Regions from separate parts of the Homo sapiens genome. Here region 2 is linked to region 1. Evidence: chromatin contacts called from ENCODE Hi-C or POLR2A ChIA-PET data. All regions are on one chromosome and are shown on one strand. Each heading gives the region's core, a stretch centred on a gene start or an enhancer-like site at or near the end of the contact. The rest is flanking DNA. Distances are from core to core; before and after follow the strand shown.

Region 1 (5,591 bases), core at 1,348-3,847:
AATTTAAATATTATTTAAATTCTATATATAGAATATTCTATAGAATAATACACTATTATACATGGTGTAATAGTCATTTACATGACTTGTTTGTGAGATCATCCAAAAAATTCATGGATTGTCTTTTATTTCTGTAACCTCAGTACCCTTCCTGGTGTCTGACACAGAAACACTTGTTCAATTGGTGTCAAGAATTTATATATTCACTGTTGTGGGAGATATGGAGGGTGCTCTTTTTTGAGAGTGTAAAGGAGTGGGGATGCAGCTCATATGCATGCACAGATGAATAGTTCCATAGCCTGAGCAAGGCTGTCGGTAAAGGCTGAGTCAGAAACACCCTAGGAAGCCTGGCGTGGTGGTGCGTGCCTCTAGTCCCAGCTACTCAGCAGGCTGAAGTGGGATGATTCCTTGAGTCCGGGAGTTTGAGAACACTGGGCAACATAGTGAGATCACAATTCTTTAAAAAATAAAAAGGAAAAGGAATACCCTAAGGATCTCTCCCCATAAGCCCTGAGCCTCTGGCAGGGAACTCCAGAAAACTGGTAGATGGAACCGAAAGCAACTCTAGATGCAGGGGAGGGGCAGTATAGAGGAGTATGTCTCCTCCCCCATTTGGATTCTTAGGATTCTTTTTAGAAATTATTGTTATTTTATATTTTTACATTTTTGGAGATTAAAATGTTGGCTTCGTTACAAAGCTAGATTGAAGTATGTGGTATGGTTGTCGAGTGGGCTTGCCGTTACTCTTCTGTTTTGAACTTACCCTCCAAAGTGCCATCTTCCACCCCTGCTGGGGCAGAGCCTGTCCTGCTTGGCTTAACACATGGCTGGAGGTCAGACTAGGATGCACCTGCACTCCATAGATCAGGCTGCCAATCGCAATGGCTGGCTGGAGTGAAAGTGAATTCGGAAAGCCAGGCCTGCCTAGGACACAGGAGTTGGGGGATGAGAGGTGGAAAAAAAGGAGGAGTGGGAACAGGGAGGTGGGCACATGTACAAAGACATGAACTTACACCATATAATCTGCTTTTTTTTTTTTTTGAAATGGGGTCTCACTCTGCCATCCAGGCTGTAATGCAGTGGCACAATCTTGACTCACTGCAACCTTTGCCTCCCAGGTTCAAGTGATCCTCTGATCTCAGCCTCCCAGGTAGCTGGAACTATAGATGTGCACCACCATGCTCAGCTAATTTTTTTGTATTTTTGGTAGAGATGGGATTTCACCATGTTGCCCGGGCTGGTCTCAAACTCCTGAGCTCAAGTAATCTGCCTGCCTTGGCCTCCCAAAGTGCTGGTATTACAGGTGTGAGCCACCGCACTTGGCCTACCCTGAAGTCTTTATGATCCTTCTCACTTTTCTGTCCTGGTTTAGCTCACTGAGAGGTCACAGTTTTTAAATATGCACCCTCCCCCCACCCCCCACCAATTTTGGTTTGGCTTTTGCTTTCTTACAGTAAAAAGAATGCAGCTTCTGAACCAGCCAAGGAATGTGGGCTGTAAAGAATGGACTGTTTCATTTTGATATCATCGTATTTTGATACTTTCTACACAAAGTTCCAGTACAACAGTTGTAATTATCATTGGCAGAAATATGCAGAATTCTCAAGGTTGAAATCTGGGACCTGAGGTTGCAGTAAAAGTATACAGTCTAGAGTGCTTTTTCCAGAGTTCAGATGTTTCACTGGGCAAGTCTGATAAACCGAATTGATAAAGTGTTAATGACAGAGAATAGGTGTATATGTAAGATCACCCAAACCTCATTTGCTTTTTTTTCTTTTTTTTTAGAGATGGCGTCTCACTATGTTGCCTAGGCTAGAGAGTAGTGGTTACTGACAGGTGCAATCATAGAGCACTACAGCTTTGAACTCCTGGACTCAAGTGATCCTCCCACCTCAACCTCCTGAGTAGCTGGGACTACAGGCATGTGCCATTGTACCCCACTTCATTTGGTTTTTTGCAGCTGCTTTCAATGCCTGGCCTCAAAGGAGGTTGTCCTGGAGGTATCTTGAGCCATATGGCAGGTTTTTTCAGAGAGGGGGGCTTTATTTAGCACCCCTTAATCATGGCATAAGGGATGCTCCTATTTTATTTCCCCAACCCTCCCCACAAGGCTGGTGATTGGAAGGAACATAGTGTAAAAGTGGGGGAACTTTCCAGATCTTATTAAGAAGAAGCAAAACACAGGTGGCCCCAGAGCAGGGACCCTTCCAGCCCCACCCCATCACAATGCACTTCACCAGCCCAGGCAGAATCAGGAAGTGAGTGAGTGAGAACACAGAGCTCCATCAATATCACCATGTCTGGGTTCCGTATAGTAAATTGACCTGATTGGGCTCCATTCAACCAGTCTGAGTTCAGCCTCTTCCTTCAGTCTCCTCAGCCTAATACAGCCCTGGGCCCAAAGAGCACACGGTCCACCAGCCCAAGGTCCCACTCTACAGCCACCATCCCTACATTGCTAATCCTGCCCAGCCATCAAGCAAATGAATCTCCTGAGGGTTCTCAGGGGACTGAGTGAGAGTGTAGATGACTCAGTGTGACCTCTCCCTACTGTTAGAGAAAGCTCAAAGCAAATAGTTTGTGACGGTGAGTTAGTAATGTCAGCCGCAATATGGAATATTTTGTGGCAAGTACAGCAGTGAGTAGCATTTGCAAACCTTTAAGACTAATTTTTGTGCCATGAAAGAAAGGGGAAGTTGGAGTCAATAGACTGAGCCTCTGATGATTTATATCTGAGTTTCGACTTGTGTATTTCATTCACTTCTGCCACATTTCTTCTAGTCTATCTGCCTTTGGGGATCTCGTTGAAAGAAGAGTGAGTCATTGTTTGGCCATATCTTCTTTTTAATGTGTTTAATCCCATAATGTAAAAGAGAATTAGGCAAGAGGTTTAAGAGATTAAATAAGATTCATCACTGAATTATTAAAAATTAAGCTCTGGCTTAAAACAAGCTAATAGGAGATGTGTACAACAGTCTTCAGCATTGCAAAGGACACAAAAACTCCTTATTCAGGCATAATAGATGCTATCCATTAGTTTCTTGGTAAAATCAATAACTAACAATAATAATGTGCTCAAAAGTTATCCTTAATGTTTTTCTCAGACAGTGTGTCACTGTCACTTAGGCTGGAATGCAGTGGCATGATCGTGGCTCACTGCAGCCTCAATCTTCCAGGCTTGAGAGATCCTCCCACCTCAGTCTCCTGAGTAGCTGGGACTACAGGCATGAACCAATGTGCCTGGCTATTTTTTGTTGTTGTTGTTTTCTTTTGTTGTTGTTGATAGTGTTGTTTCTGGTAGCTAGTCTCCAAAGGTGGCCCCCAAGGATCCATGCCTCCTATGACTCCTGCCATTCTGTAGTCCCCTCCCACATGGAATCTAGACTGGCCCAGATTCACTTTAACCAATAAAACATGGTAGAAGTGATACTTACATCAGTTCCAGGCCAAAGCCTTAGAAAAGTCTCAAAGTCTCCCTTTTTGCACTTTTGGGAGCTCTGTGCTGCCAGGTATGAAGTCCACCTCCTCTGCTGGGAAGGCCATGTGGAAAGACAGAGGCCTTGAGACTATGTAGAAATAGAAAAAATCCTAGCGGCTCAAGTACCCCATCTGAGTCCAGCCTTCCAGCCATCACTGCCAAGGTACCAGACACGTAAGAGAGATAGCTTGGATTTTCCTGTACAGTAGTACTCCCAGGTGACTGCAGCCCCAGCCAACATCACATAGAGCAGAAGAACCATCCAGCAGAGCCCAGTCAACCTACAGAATAGCAAGAGAATAAAATGGTTGTTGTTTTAAACCCCTACATTATGGGATAGTTTGTTATACAGTAGTAGAAAACCAAACACTTTTTATATAACAAATCTGATTATTTTTGTGAGTAAACAAAGTTAATAAAGTACATATTATATAAAGTAATTAAAAACATTCAATTATTTTGCAGAACACTCAATCAGAAAGAAGCCCCATTGGCTTGGCACAGTGTCTTATGCGTGCAATTCCAGCACTTTGGGAGGCTTGATGCAGGAGGATTGCTTGAGCCTAGGAGTTCAAGACCAGTTTAAGCAATATAGCAAGACCCAGTCTCTACAAAAAATTTAAAAATTAGCTAGGAGGGCTGGTGCAGTGGCTCACACTTGTAATCCCAGCACTTTGGGAGGCCAAGGTGGGTAGATCACGAGGTCAAGAGATCAAGACCATCCTGGCCAACATGGTGAAACACCGTCTCTACTAAAAAAAAAAAAAAAATTAGTTGGGCATGGTGGCGTGTGCCTATGGTCTTAGCTACTCGGAGGCTGAGGCAGGAGAACCACTCGAACCTAGGAGGCGGAGGGAGGTGGAGGTTGCAGTGAGGCGAGATTGCACCACTGCACTCCAGCCTGGCAACACAGTGAGACTCCTTCTCAAAAAAAAAAAAAAACAAAGTCAGCCATGTGTGGTGGTGCATGCCTGCAATCCCAGTTATTTGGGAGGCTGAGGTGGGAAGATCACTTGAATCCTGCAGGTCAAGGCTGCAGTGAGCCGTGATTACACCACTGTATTTCAGCCTGGGTGACAGAGCAAAATCCTGTCTCAAAAAAAAAAAAAAAAAAAAAAAAAAAGGAAACAGAAAAAGAATAAGAAGCTCCCATTAAAGCAATATTTAGACCACAATGAAATAGGATAGCTATAATTTAAAAAGACATAATAACAAATATTGACAAGGATGTGGGGAAATTGGAACTCTGCACTGCTGATGAGAATGTCAAATGGTGCAGCTGCTTTGGAAAACAATCTGGCATTTCCTCAAAGTGTGAAACATAGGTTTATCATATGACCCAGCAATTTCACTACTAGCTATACAACCCAAAGAAATGAAAACCTATGTCTCCACAAGAACTTATACAGGAATTCCTTGTAGCAACACTATTCATAATAGCTGAAAAGTAGGAACAACTCAAATGTCTATCAATTGATTAATGGATAAATAACATGCGGTATTATCTATACAACAGGCTATTATTTGATAAAAAGGAATGAAGTACTGATACCTGCTGCAACATGGATGAACCTTGAAAATGTTCAGTGAAAGAAGCCAATCACAAAGACCACATAGTATATTATTCTATTTATATGAAATATGCAGAATAGGCAAATCTATAGAGACGCAAAGTAGATTAGTGTTTGCCTAGGGTTGTGGGCAATGAAGAATGATGGCTAATGGGACAAATGGGTACAAAATTTCTTTCAGGGGTAATGAAAATATTCTAAAATTGATTGTGTTGATGATTTAAAACTCTGTGAATATACTAAAAACATCATATCGTACATTTTAAATGGATGAACTGTATGGCGTATGAATTACATTTCAATAAAACTGTTATAAAAAAAGAAGAAATCTTCCATGAGACTGATGTCTATTTCATTTCATCTCCTTGGGCATGAGAGTCCTGCCTATCATCAGATAGGGCTCAATCAACCCAGATATCTAACTATAGCAGTATGTACTTGAATGCACTTTTTGACAGGGGAGTTTATAGAAACAACATATGAGCTGAAAACTGAATGTCCGTTTATTATACAATCAGTATAGTATAATTTTACAGTTCATA
Region 2 (5,591 bases), core at 828-3,327, 150 kb after region 1:
TGATTGGATTTGTCATAAGGAGCAGGGTGAGTGAAGGTGAATGCAACAGTGGGCGGGGCCAGATATTGTGAAATTTTACCTCCTGGGTGGAGACTGGGCCAGAGAGGGCAGCAGGTATGCAAATAGACAAGAGACACATCAGGAAGTGGTAATAGTATGATAACTGGTAGATATTTGTAAAATACCTTTGCTTGACAAAACAAAAGTTGGCAGCCCTAGTTAGTCCCCTCTTTTGTTTGTTTGTTTAAAAAAAAAGTTTTAGCAAATCTGTGAATACCAAAAACCTGAGCAAACGTGTAGAACCGGACTGGGTGGGGGTGCAGATTTTAGATTCAGTTCTGGTTTTGGGTCTGACTGACTATGCAGTTTTGGACTCCTCAGTTTGTTTGTTTGTTTGTTCATATTTTTTGAGTTGGAGTCTCGCTCTGTTGCCCAGGTTGGAGTGCAGTGGCTTGATCTTGGCTCATTGCAACCTCTGCCTCCCAGGTTCAAGCGATTCTCATGCCTCAGCTTCCTGAGTAGCTGGGTGGCACCTGCCACCATGCTGGCTAACTTTTGTATTTTTAGTAGAGACGGGGTTTCACCATGTTGGCCAGGCTGGTCTGGAGCTCTTGACCTCAAGTGATCCACCCGCCTTGGCCTCCCAAAGTGCTAGGATCATAGATGTGAGCCACCGTGCCTGGCCTCCTCAGTTTTTTTTAGATCCCAGCCTTCTTATCTGCAGATAAGCAGTTCTCAACCCTGTAGGCACATTAAAATCACTGGGAAACTTATAAAAGGAAACAGTTGATGTCAGAGCCCCACTCCAGACTGAATGTGTCAGAATCTTGGGGAGCCTGGGAATTTTTTTCAGAAATGCAGCTAACATTGGGAACCCCTGGATTCGGGTCATCTTAATTGCTCATTTTAGCCCTAAAATGTTACTATTCTCTGTATTGTATCATATAATTTCATTCCTTTCAGATACTGTGCACAAATGTCATAAACTTCTTACATACCAAGAAGTCATTTTTTAACTAAAAAACTCCCCATAATTCTCATTAGGCCTGTGATATAATGCCTATGTCCTGCAATCAATAAATTAGAATCATAAATGTAGTAAAACATCAAATAATTACTTTTTTGACCCAGAAGTCCAAAGCGTGGACTTTAATCTTTAATTTCTCATTCCCTCATTTTGAAAAAACTACTGCCTGGAGTCCTGGGGCCATCTCTATTTGTAAAGAAGACGCTGAAACATTGAGACATTACTGGAAGTGTCTTTGCTAGAAGAATTGTGTATACCGTAAGTTCCAAATTAGGAGGTCCAGTTTGGGGAAGCTTTATCGGATCTAAATTCTACATGGAGTGGGAGGTGTTTAGAGTCTTGGTGCTTGCTGTTTTATCTTTACCATTGAAGTTCTTGGTTTTGTCTCTTCCTAAATGAGTCATTTTTTTAAAAAGGAACCTAACTTGGGGGGGCGAGGAAACCACTGCGGGAGGTGCTGTGTGGGGGCGCCGAGGAGCCAACCATCAGGAGACTGAGTTTACAGCTGGGCCCTCCACTCAGGAGGGGTAGAGGGACCTGTCCTTGCTGAGGGTGACTCAGAGACAAGTGGGACATAACCTGGTTGGGGAGGTACAATAGGAAGGTATTGATGTTGTGTATTAATCTACCGAGTATTTACTGGAGCACAGCCACCAAGTATACTGCCTGGATGCAGGGCCCATTCCACGGGCACTTGGGAGATTGTGAACAATCTCCCAAGTTTGTCCTCTACTTGAGATGAGACACAGATTGTGTCCACATTTGCCTGCACTTTCAGATAAGTGAACTGAAGTTATCGAGCCCCATACTGGTGTGAGCAATGCAAGTAAAAATGTTAGGGCCAGGCAGGGTGTCAAAGTGGAAGGAGATGGCAGCTGAGGACCCCATTGTGGAATGCTAAAGGGCCCGATGATACAGACGCTGGCCGGGCAGCCAGATGGAGATCAGATCGGGGATGGGAGCTCTGCGGGACCTCTGTGTGTCACTTCCCCTTTCTGTGCTAAGATCTCCCAGCTGAAAAATGGTCCCCTGCTATACACCTCAGTCACCAGGCCCCTGCCAGCTGTTGGGAGTACCTGATGTCCTAGATGCCTGAGTGGGTAGGGGTGGGAGAGAGAGCAGGAGGGGGTGAGCAGAGCCTGGCTTTGGAAACCAGAGCAGCTCCACACATTTTGGCCCAAATCCCTCCCATGCTTGGGGTGAGGAGAAGCCCAGGGTAAGGGTGCCTCCCTACAGCCAGGAAGATCTTGGTGCGGTGGGAGTGTTGGCTCTGCACGCCTCTCCTCCACACAGAGCCCCCAGCAGGGCCGGATTTCATCTTTTCTCAGTGGCGTGCAGCCTCTTGCCATTGTGCATGCGTGTTTTCTAAGTTTGTCACAAACTTCCTGTTTAGGTACAATCAGAGGCTCGGAGCTTTGTGTGTTTTGAAACCCGGGCATTCACCGAGGTCCGGTGCTTCTCTCTTACCAGCAGTGGGGTGGCCTGTTTGTTTCTTTGCGGACTTCTGCCATCCTTCTTTGCAAACCTTCTTGCTGGGAAATGCTCTGTGGCCTCTGTGCTTGTTTCTGTTAGTAAGAGTGGAGAGAGCTGTGAGGTCTGAAGGCTGGAAAGGGGGAGGGGAGCAACACTGAGTGTGCCCCTTATGTAAGGCCAGGCCTGTGCTAGATATTATACTTCTATACACTTAATTTTATTTAGGCCTCACAGTCACTCATGCAGAGCCAGCCTCCAAGAGGTGAAGGCTGACCTGGCTGACGAGGTCAGGATTTGATCGCAGGCCTGACTCCAGTGCTCCTGTGACTTCAGCTAAGTCCTGAGGAGTACAATGCCCCTTTGGTTGCCCCTGGTTTGGGCAGATCCTGATTTCTTATGGGGCATCTTGGTGACAGCATCCCCTTGAAACCTGTGGTTTTCTCTCAGCCCCATGTTACCCAGATCTGCCTGTCTGCCTGGGGTGATCAGATGGCCCTTGAGTGTTTTGCTGATTTTCACCTTTCCCAGGCATCTCCCTCTTGTGGCTCTGGGAATCCCAGAATTGTTAGATGGTGGTCCATAGCTGGTGATCGAAGTGGATCAGTCCAGCTCCTCATTTCCCAAAATAGAATATTCTTTTTCCTGCTTCTGGTTGCCCAGTCCTGACTGTTCTGCCAGTCACCATGAGCTTCTCCACACAGCTGGATTTCTCACATTTCAAGCTCTCCCTTGAAGAAGGAAGAAGAGAGTATATCTATCTATGTCTACAAAAGCATGTGAAAGGGTGGTAAAGGAAGGACACCAAGACCTTGAATATGCAGGTGCAGGAAGAGGAGGGAGGAGCCAAACCCAGCCATCCTCCTCCCCGTTAGAGTGGATGTTAGGAGGTGCCGGACTCTGGTGCCTCCTGCACAGGAAGAATAGGTATGCCTCCCAGCTTCAAGAAGGCCCTGTGTCTCTTCACTTGGCCATCTTGGTTCTCCTACATTTTCTGAAAAACTTCTGGAATCATATCACCTGAGCATCAGAATTGTTCTGTGGATCAAATAACTGAGACACTGTGTTGAGCAGCGGGCAGTTGCAAGCATTGTCAATACACGATTCATTGCCCTCAAGAAGCTGGCAGTCCACATGGGCACAGGGAGCTCTTGCCCAGAGAAGCTAGATGCAGTGAGCTCAGAAGAGCCAGGAGAGCTTGGTAAGCTGGGTTGGTGCCACCCAGCAGACTGCAGGAGAGGGCTGGAGCTGGGTGGCCAGAGGGCAGAGCTGCAGGGGAGGAATGTGCTGGGTGTTAGGACCTTGACGGGGTGCATGGACTGGGCAGGGGATTACAGATGGGGTGAGCAGAGGTACGCATGGGAAACAAGATTGAAGAAGGAGATGTGCACCATTTATGAAGGATCCCAAGGGATGGCTGTGGAGCTTGGAATGTTCCTGTATTGAGGAGCCTCCAAAGCCAAAGCATGGAGCCGGGATTAGTAAATGCAATGCTGTAAGAAGATCCGTCTCGATTTGTGAACTGTAAATGGGCAGTGCTGGGAGGTAACTTAGGAGACATTTATCATGTCAAGAGTTAGGAATGAAATGTTGAGGACTTGGACTAGGGTGGTGGTAGTGTATGTAGAAAAGACGAGAGGGAAGTGGAAGGTTTCAAATCTTAGCTCTGCCACTTGCTACCTGTGTGCCCTTGAGCAAATTACTTCATCTCTTTCAACCTGTTTTGTCATCTATAGATAGAGGCTAAAAACACTTCACAGGACTCTTGTTTGAGGATTTTAACTTGTAACACACCCAGCACTTAGTAGGTGCTCAAGGAATAATGAATCTTCTCATGCGGGAAGAGGCATGGTTTTGTGACTGGGAGGGATTAGGGGAGTGGAGTATGAGGTTCTGAGTCTGGGAGCCCGGGAGAATGATGAAGCCTTCACAGAAAGAGATGGAACTGCTTGGGGCCTTTGAATTCAGCTTTAGGAACTTCTCCTCCTAAACCCTGGCTACTGAGGGCTGTCACAGAAAACCCCACATCCATGCAGATTGTGCCTCTACGAAACCACGGCCTCTGGCTAGAGCAGGGCCCTCTGGGATACTGGCCAGCAGCTGGCTGTCTCCAGTCAGGGTGTGGACTAGGGTGAGAGAGTAAGCCACCTAGGGCAGAAACGTCAGGAGGTGCTGGGTTTCAGGGCCACGCCCGCACTTGATACCCACAGTGGGACGTGCACCCCAGCCTCCTCTCCTGTCTGCCCTTCACCACTCAGGAGACAACCTGGCTTCTGTGTTCACTGAAAATATTACTCCACGGCGAGCCCACTCAGGTTCCCACCTGCCCTCCTGTGTGCTGACCTGCATCTGGGCTCGTTCCCACCTGGTTTCCTTGCACTCAGAGAAAGAGACATCCTTCCTCCTGGCCAGAGAGAACCCTCTCCCTGGACAGGGATCCCCATGCTTCCTGCGGCCCCTGGGACCTCACGCCTCAGTCCTGCAGCAGCAACTTCCTCAGCCCTTCACACCCCTCAGCCTTACCTTCTCTTTTCTCCTCCCCTTACAGATGGATGTGTGGAAATAATCTGCCTTCGCTAACATAGCCCACGCAGGCTGGCCTCCACTGGTGGGGGCTTATGCCTGGTCCAGAGCAGGGACCCGGTGGGTTTGCTGCAGAGGCCTCCTGCCTTCTGCAGGGGCTGCCCTCTCTAAGGTCACCCACGGCTTCCATGTTGCCACACACAACGGACACTTCAGTCCTTATCTGTCTGGGCTCTTTGCTGCTTTTGACACTGGACAGCTTCCTCCTTCTTGCAACTCTCTTTTCTCTTGGCTTCTTTGATTCCATCATACAAAGTCTTTCAACAGCTATTTCTTGAGCACCTACTATGTGCCAGGCTCTGGGCACACCATAATACGATGTCCCTGCTCTCAGGGAATTTACAGTCTAAGGGAAGTGGGGAAAGGGGGATGAAAAAAATAATAAATGTCAGGTGGTAATAAGGGTTGCAAAGAGAAATACAACAGGGAAGGAGGCTAGGAAGGGGGCCGGGGTTTGAGGTGGGCCTCACTGCAAAGGACGTGAGAGCAGAAACCTGTAGGAAGTGACAGA

Evidence for each region. A loop is a pair of places that touch in the nucleus more often than their neighbours do. ChIA-PET counts read pairs that join two places held with the same protein, here RNA polymerase II (POLR2A). Pooled maps may share reads with other maps.
Region 2: a loop to region 1 is called in a pooled map, with 6 times the contacts of the local background. The contact joins two enhancer-like sites. A Hi-C loop is called at or near these places in 1 of 168 maps with a recorded cell type or tissue (posterior cingulate gyrus) and 7 of 50 pooled maps. POLR2A ChIA-PET finds 5 or more read pairs at or near these places in 3 of 52 experiments (PC-3, WTC11 and endothelial cell of umbilical vein).

Annotation. Positions count from the first base shown.
Region 1 is chr6:42,518,102-42,523,692 of GRCh38, reverse strand. No RefSeq gene overlaps it. Among named protein-coding and RNA genes, the nearest start is that of UBR2, 43 kb to the left of the region's middle. Within about 2 kb of position 2,597, at least 4 of the 41 ENCODE cell types and tissues checked have a DNase peak (open chromatin) inside an H3K27ac peak, as active enhancers do.
Region 2 is chr6:42,364,262-42,369,852 of GRCh38, reverse strand. All of the region lies in intron 2 of TRERF1 (transcriptional regulating factor 1), which reads left to right. Among named protein-coding and RNA genes, the nearest start is that of TRERF1, 85 kb to the left of the region's middle. RefSeq lists an enhancer at 1,788-1,877. Within about 2 kb of position 2,077, at least 16 of the 41 ENCODE cell types and tissues checked have a DNase peak (open chromatin) inside an H3K27ac peak, as active enhancers do.